2 separate regions of the Homo sapiens genome follow, and region 1 is linked to region 2. A link is a contact called in ENCODE Hi-C or POLR2A ChIA-PET data. All regions are on one chromosome and are shown on one strand. The core of a region is the stretch at or near the end of the contact, and the rest is flanking DNA. Distances in the headings are between cores, read along the strand shown.

Evidence for each region. A loop is a pair of places that touch in the nucleus more often than their neighbours do. ChIA-PET counts read pairs that join two places held with the same protein, here RNA polymerase II (POLR2A). Pooled maps may share reads with other maps.
Region 1: a loop to region 2 is called in a pooled map, with 4 times the contacts of the local background. The contact joins the promoter of HDAC5 here to the promoter of PTGES3L-AARSD1 in region 2. A Hi-C loop is called at or near these places in 3 of 50 pooled maps. POLR2A ChIA-PET finds 5 or more read pairs at or near these places in 2 of 52 experiments (A549 and B cell).

The regions. Positions count from the first base shown.
Region 1 is chr17:44,121,295-44,125,031 of GRCh38, forward strand. HDAC5 (histone deacetylase 5) reads right to left here and starts at 2,347. Exons shown (of 27, transcript NM_005474.5): 1 at 2,210-2,347. RefSeq lists silencers at 2,039-2,178, 2,229-2,328, 2,399-2,458 and an enhancer at 2,549-2,708.
Region 2 is chr17:42,978,044-42,982,138 of GRCh38, forward strand. It overlaps PTGES3L-AARSD1 (PTGES3L-AARSD1 readthrough), which reads right to left and starts at 2,485. Exons shown (of 17, transcript NM_001136042.2): 1 at 2,003-2,485; 2 at 1,507-1,620; 3 at 1,335-1,401; 4 at 1,127-1,225. The coding sequence starts at 2,139. PTGES3L (prostaglandin E synthase 3 like) reads right to left here and starts at 2,037. Exons shown (of 7, transcript NM_001261430.2): 1 at 2,003-2,037; 2 at 1,507-1,620; 3 at 1,335-1,401; 4 at 1,127-1,225. The coding sequence starts at 2,010. RUNDC1 (RUN domain containing 1) reads left to right here and starts at 2,522. Exons shown (of 5, transcript NM_173079.5): 1 at 2,522-3,031. The coding sequence starts at 2,534. RefSeq lists an enhancer at 2,449-2,518 and a silencer at 2,589-2,838.

The DNA of each region.
Region 1 (3,737 bases), core at 1,097-3,596, 1.1 Mb after region 2:
AAGAAGAAAGGCAGAGAAAGTTTAATTAGCTAAAGTCGGCTACAATAGGCCCCCTCACGGGCTACATCAGGTTTTCATTCATGAGCAAGCTACAGTGCTCCAAAAATGCCAAGAACCACCCCCCCTTGCTGTCTCCCCCTTCCCCCCCCTACTGCCACCAACAGGAGTGCGTCCTCTAGCAGGCTGGCTGAGCCTAATGCTGTGTTCCAGACATCCCTCCTCAAAGGGATGTGAGTAGGAAGAATTAATTATTAAAGAGCAGCTGGTACTTCAGCACCGACTGCACTACCCCCAGCTCCTATAGCTGATGCCCCCTCCCCCACTATGCGGGAACACAAATGACCCCCGCCCAACATTCCCAGGCCCCATTTCTAAACACACAATTAAGATGCCACCCCTACGGAAGGCAAAGCAAACCTTTGTCTCTGCAGCTACTTGGGGTGGGTGGGGCATGTGAAACTGCTGCCCCCCTCCAAATTACATGATCCAGCCAAAGTAGGAGGATATATTGGAAAAGAAGGGGAGGCTGGCACAGAACTAACATTTCCTCCATCCTTGCCCCCAAGTAACCCACACTTGAGATCTGTCTCTCTGGTCTCTGGCATGCCCACATTCCCAGGACAGAGTGGAGATACTGGGGGCCCATTTCTCTAACTCAGAGAGACCCCTACTGCTTTGTCAAGAAAGCCCAGATCCAAGTTCAAGTGAAGAGAGGGCAAAGAGAGGAGTCAAGAAAAGAGGAAGGAGACAAACCAAGATCTCCCCAAGCTTTGTGTTTAGGGAGGGAGAGGAAGGAGGGAAGACTGGAATGAAGAAGCAGGCAGCCCCCAACATGGCTCATCCACCATCCAGCCCAGCCAGCCTAGCCCAGCCCAGCCCAGCCCAGCATCTCAACAGCCAGCATAGGCTCAGGGTGCCTAGGACTGGGGAGACTGAAGACCATGCCTGCCTGCCTACATCCTCTGAAACTAAGAGGAAGCCAAAGGCAGGACCCAGACCCAGACTGCAATCCTGCAAGGCAATCTGGCTAGGGGTCCCTCTGACCAAGACTCCTGGATCTCACCCTCCCCCCCACCTCCTTTTGTTCCCATAATCTGGCTCCATCCTCCCCTCCCAGTTGGACACTGAAACCAATCACCACCACCTCCCCAAGCTCCAAATCTAATCCCAGATCCCAAAAGCATGGTGGTCACTGACTGAGTGATGGGTCCCTTTTGCACCCTCCTAAAAGCAACTGCAGCTGTTACCTTTCCTCTTTAGGGACACACCTCATTTCAGAAGGGGTATCAGCCAGGGGTATCAAGTGGTCATCTCCTCTCCCAAAGGAAGCACCCAACCTCCCCACTTCAACAGCCCCCACCAAGCTCCCAGATTAATTACTTACACCCAGCCAGTTCTCATCTTCCCCAGGGCCCCAGGGAAGGGTGGGGTGGAGAAGCTGACTCCCCCCAAGTTAATAAGGCACTGGTAGTGCCCCCGCTTCCATGAGATACAGATCCAGGATGAAAAATGGGGGGCATCCACCCAAGACAAGAAGGGGTTGGGGGGGAGCTCCATTTCATCTCCTAGCTCTCGCATCCTGGCTCCAAGGTGTCAGACAGGAGAAGAGGGTGGCAACAAACGCAGTAACGCCTCACAGGAGACGGGGTGAGAATAATGGGAGAGAGAAGTAAGGTGGACTCCGCAGTCCCCCTCCTCATGCACGGAAGTCAAGGACATAAAATCAAGGATGCGTTCGTAGCTATGGGGAGAAGCGCTCTGGGTGGACAGCACCCCTCACCTCAGAGTACCAAGAAAGGGGTGTCCAGCGAAGAGGGGTCTGCACAGAATCCGGGTGCAGGGCTCAAATGGCTCTGCAACGCAACATGCGCCGCCAGGGAAGGGGCAAATCAGACAACCCCGGCCGGTCTCCGAGCCATTTGGGGGCGCAGGGCGCGAGAAGGCGGGCCCCTCCCTTACCTGTAGGGAAGGCGCCCCTGTCTGGGAGGGGCAGGGAGGGGCGCGCGCAGCAACCCCGATGTCCCGCTCACGGGCTGCCGATGCTCCCGGGGGGCGCCGGCTGGCTCCCAGGGCCGGGAGGAAGGAAGGGGGGCGCGGAGCGCGGCGCGCGCGCTGGGAGCCCGCGGACAGAGACAGCAGGAGGAGGGGGCGCCGCCTCGCGTCCCGGGGTCCGGGGAAGATGGGATCTGGGCCGGGGCGGCGCGCTCACCCGCTGCGGCTCGAGCTCCGGCTTCGCGGGCGGCGGCGGCAGCAGCGGCGGCGGCAGCGGCGGCAGCACCTCCTCGACGGCTCCTCCATCTTTGCGGCGGCTCCTCCGGCTCCGCTCGCCGCCGCCACCAACAACAACATTCGGAGACGTCACTCCCGTCACGTGACCCGACCCGGAGCTAAAAATAGACCCAGACCCCCCCCCCAGCCCCCCCCGCCTTCCCCTTGCCCGCAGCCACCACCAACCCCTCCCCTGCCTCTCGGCCCTCCCCGCCGGGCGGGGCCAGCGACGCCATCGTGACAGCTCCTTAAAGGGCCAGTGCCCAGCACAGGGTTCGGCCGAGACGGGGTGGAAGGGAAGGGATCGGAACCCAGCGAGCAGGAGTGGAAGGATCGCTGCAGGGGCCGAGTATGGATGCTGGGGCTCAACCTTTGGATTGTAAAAGTTTCCTCCTTGCGCTCCCCGGACTTTCTTTTCAAAACGTGGATGGTGCAATCGTCGCTTGCCTAAGCTGCTCCCCTAACACGCCCTCCCGCGGTCGGGGAGGGGACCTGGGGATAGATTCCCAGGGGCTGGGAGGGCCACCGCAGCCTCTGCAGCGGGGCCTGGCTGCGGGTGGATGGTTCGGACAAGTCTCGAACTCGCCAGCTCTGACCGCACACACTGCATCCGTGCCAGGGAAAGAAAAGCCTGGGAAAGGCCAGGGTATGGCTGTAACACTCCAAGGCCTTCAAAAGGGCAGACCAGCAGACCAGGAGCCGGAAAGACTTCCCTGACTTTGGTGCCATCCACGCTACATCTCCTCTTGGTACACAGTATGAACATGTTTAATTAGACCTAGACAATTTGTCAATGACCCAGCAATTCCACTAACAAAAATGTATTCCAAATAAATAAACGTTGTTATGTTAAAAAATGAACATGAGATTGTTTGTAATGATGTGAAAAGTTGAAAACAACCTAAATATCCATCGATAGGGAATTGGCAAGCAAAGCAGGAGACATTCATTCAGTAAAATATTATCCAGACATTAAAAGTTTTATAGGGGACCGGGCATGGTGGCTCACGCCTGTAATCCCCGCACTTTGGGAGGCGGAGGCAGGCGGATAACCTGAGGTCAAGAGTTTGAGACCAGCCTGGCCATTATGGTAAAACCCCGTCTCTACTAAAAATACAAAAAAATTAGCCGGGCGTGGTGGCAGGCGCCTGTAATCCCACCTACTCAGGAGGCTGAGGCAGTAGAATCCCTTGAACCTGAGAGGCGGAGGTTGCAGTGAGCCAAGATCGTGCCATTGCACTCCAGCCTGGGCAACAAGAGTGAAACTCTGCCTCAAAAAAAAAAGTTTTAAAGGGGCCAGGTGCATTGGCTCTTGCCTGTCATCAATCCTAGCACTTTGGAGGCCGAGGCGGGAGGATTGCTTGAGCCCAGTTCAAGACCAGCCTGGGTAACATGGCGAGACACTGTCTGTATTTTAAAAAAGAGGCCGGGCGTGGGCCGGGCATGGTGGCTCACGCCCGTAATCCCAG
Region 2 (4,095 bases), core at 1,235-3,734:
TCCAGCCTGGGCAACAAGAGCGAAACTCCGAATCAAAAAAAAAAAAAAAAAAAAAAACAGAAAGAAAAAAGAAAAAGAAATGGCTGGGCACATTGGCTCACGCCTGTAATCCTAGCAGTTTGGGAGGCTGAGGCGGGTAGACCACCTGAGGTCAGGAATTCAAGACCAGCCTGACCAATATGGTGAAACCCCGTCTCTACTAAAAATACAAAAATTAGCCAGGCGTGGGGGCACAAGCCAGTAATCCCAGCTACTCAGGAGGCTGAGGAAGGAGAATCGCTTGAACCCGGGAAGTGGATGTTGCAGTGGGCCAAGATCGCGCCACTGCACTCCAGCCTGTGCTACGGGAGTGAGAATCCATCTCACACAAACACACACACAAAAAGAATCAAAGGTTTTGATTGTGAGTTGCAGTAAAGGGAAAGACCATGTTCATAGCAGTGCCAATATCTGAAGTGGAGTCTTACACATTTCATCACCTACAACGAAAGTAAGTTAACTGGGAGAGATTACCAAGAGAGTAAAAAGAGACTCAGGACAAATAGCTAATGTATGCAGGACTTAAAACCTGCATGACGGGTTGATAGATGCAGCAAACCACCATGGCACACGTATACCTATGTAACAAACCTGCATGTTCTGCACATGTATCCCAGAACTTTAAGTTAAAAAATAAGCCAGGCGCGGTGGCTCACGCCTGTAATCCCAGCACTTTGGGAGGCCGAGGCGGGCAGATCACCTGAAGTCGGGAGTTCGAGACCAGCCTGAGCAACAAGGAGAAACCCCATCTCTACTAAAAATACAAAATTAGCTGGGCGTGGTGGTGCATGCCTGTAATCCCAGCTACCCAGGAGGCTGAGGCAGGAGAATTGCTTGAACCCGGGAGGCGGAGGCCATGGTGAGCTGAGATCACGCCACTGCACTCCAGCCTGGGCAACAAGAGTGAAACTCCGTCTCAAAATAAATAAATAAATAAAAATAAAAAGAGAGACTAATACAGTTGGAAAAAAAAGATTAGGCAGGACTTGTTGAGTGATTGAATATTGGCTGGAAAGGAGGCAAGGACAATCCCAGCTGTAACCTGGGTACATGGAGAGAAGAAGCAGGCCACTTTCCACACACCCACCTTGATATCCTCCTTGGTAAGCCGCGGCCAGGCCACCTTTTCCTTCCATTTTCTCACAAAACAAGTAATAGAGCGGGAAGAGCGCTTATCCTGGGAGTCCTGCCAGATAGAGAGCCTCATTCTTAGGGTCTGGGGTTTAGAATTAATCTCCAGTTTCCCTGGGCAGCCCGGTTTCCATCCAAACCTTACTGTCCCATTTCACCCTTACCTTGGAGTTCACTTTGGCATAGAACTCAATCTCATTGTACAACTCCACTCCATCGGCATTCTTGCAGCTGAGGAGACAATGAAGCTGAGGAGATGCGGAATACTCCGTGTGGGGACATTAGGAAAGGGGTAGATTCCTGGGAAGCCAGGCCCTCGGACGGCAGGGCCACTACCTGAACACAATGCGGTGATCCTCAATAAGCACGTGGACATCGGTGCTGTCCTCAACACAAAACTCCATGAACACATACCTGGGCCTGTCGTACCACAAGGTCCGGGCGTGCTGCCTGAAGAGAAGTTGAGGTGTGGCTTCATAGGGGTGGGAGAGGGAAGACTGAGGTCATTTGGGAAGGGACTACCCAGGGACCTTTGATGCCACAGTTTTTTCAAAGTGGAGCTAAATGAGACAGAAGGGGTGAAAGGGAAGGGAATGACAGGAGTGGGTGGGTGTGGTGAATGTGAACCTGGGAAGAATAGAACGTGCAAGACTAGGAAACTAGGAGGTCAGGGAGAACATTCAGGTCACACCTTCCCTCACCCCACAGTTACAGAGACCAGGGGTCCGGGGCTCCCGTGGGGCCTCACAGAACCTGGAGCGCCCAGAAGACTTGGAGCAGGGAATCTCCAGGGAAAAGGGCCAGGGGGAGCACCGGAGCCGGAAACACTCACCGTGCCATTGCGGCTCCCGCTCCAGGGTGGCATTTAGAGTTCCAGGCAGGGGCCGCTATCTTTAGATCCTGGGGACGCCCCCAGCAGCTGCCTCTCCTTATATGGTCGGGAGAGCAGTTGAGAGGAAGAGAGAACATGACCTGGCAGCCAAGGGATCTGCACTCTGGAGATACTCTGGGACAGCTTCATCCTTGCAGCCCTTCACCGTGGGGTCTTCAGAAATGCATAGACTATGAAGAGACAACCCATCTGCTGGAACCAGGGCAAAGGCTGCCCTAGACGCTACACACAGGGAATGACTTTTCCCCGGTATCATTCACCTGTTTCTCCGACGCTTACTGCTCAGTGTCTGATTCACAATAGGCGCTCAATAAAACATTATTGTCCTGAATTAAATTCCCGGGGAAGGCGCGCCCTCGGGGACTTGGGTACTTCAGGCCCCGCCCACCACTCCCCTGGGGTTCCAGGCCACCGCGCCGTTGCCATGGCAGCAGGGGGGCGCGGCTGACGTGCGGTGGTGTTTCCGGGAAGATGGCGGCTGTCGAAGCGGCTGCAGAGCCGGTAACGGTGGTGGCGGCTGTTGGGCCAAAGGCGAAAGACGAAGAGGAGGAGGAAGAGGAGCCGCTGCCACCGTGCGAGGCGGTGCGCTGGGCCCCAGTGGGGGCGGTGGCGGAGGCCCGGCCTGGGGCAACCGCGTTTTTAGAAGAGGCGACGGCCGAGGAGCCTGGCGCGGCCCCGGGCTCCCCGCCGGATTCGCCGGGCCGGACGCTGCGGCGGCTGCGGGCAGAGCGGCGGCGGCTGGACTCGGCGCTGCTGGCGCTGTCCTCGCACTTCGCGCAGGTGCAGTTCCGCCTGCGCCAGGTGGTGCGCGGGGCGCCGGCGGAGCAGCAGCGCCTTCTGCGGGAGCTCGAAGACTTCGCCTTCCGCGGCTGCCCTCACGTCCTAGGTTACGAAGGGCCCGGCGACCCCGCCAGCGATGAGGGCGATGGGCTGCCAGGGGACCGGCCATGGTTGCGGGGCGAGGACCAGGTGAGTGGCTGGAGCCGGGCCGCGAGGAATATGGGAATAGTGGGGTCGTGTGGGTGGCGATCCAGACCCGGATGATGGTGCATGCGGGGAGAAGCCTCCCCGACTCGGTCGGTGAGTACGTGTGTCGGAGACCAGGGGACTGGAGTGCGGGGCCGGCTGAAGGGCAAGAGGACAGAGGCCTGGGAACCTGAGGGTGAGCGGTGTGCACGGAGGATGTGGAGAGATGTCGGTGCGTGATGACGTGAGTGGTAGAGGAGCGGTGAGCGAAGTGAGTCGTTGAGAGGGCAGCAGAGCAGCCAAGAGCAGTGCTGCGCCCACTCACCTTTCCCTCACGTATCTCAGTCTTGAACACTTTGGCTGCTAGAGGACCCCGACTCTGGGGATTGGGAAAATTGGCAAAGGAAAGGAAAGTGAGTTGGAATCCGTGGAAATTTAGGTTAACTCCCTGTCCCTGCTTTCCTGAAATCTAGGCAGTCTTTACACTTCTTTGGGTGGGAGTTTGGATTAACAGCAGGGTCTCTTAGTAACTGAAATAAACACAACTCTTGATTAGATAAATTTCCTAATGTTGGAATTTTTCCTTTTTAAGAGACGGGAGGGTCTTGGTATGTTGCCCAGGCTGGTCTCGAACTCCTGGTCTCAAGCCATCCTCCCGCCTCAGCCTCAGGACTACAGGCGTGTGCCACCGTGCAGGCTATAATGTTGAAATTTTTAAACTCTTCCTCCATCCTGCTTAATCATTAGGCATTCTGAATGAGGTCCTCTGATAACTGACAAGATCGATTCAGTGTGCCTACCCCAGAAGTAGTGAAACTATGTATAAGACACCAGGTAAACGTTTCCTTACAAGCTTTGCATCTCTGGAAGTGCACAAAGTGCTGGCTTTATTGGAAGTGTTGAGGTACACTGCCTTTTCACTTTTTTTTTTTGAGACAGAGTCTCACTCTGTCACCTAGGCCAGACTGCATTGGCGCAATTTCTGCTTACTGCAACCTCTGCCTCCTGGGCTCAAGCAATCCTCCTGCCTCAGCTTCCCCAGTATCTGGGACTACAGGTGTGTGCCA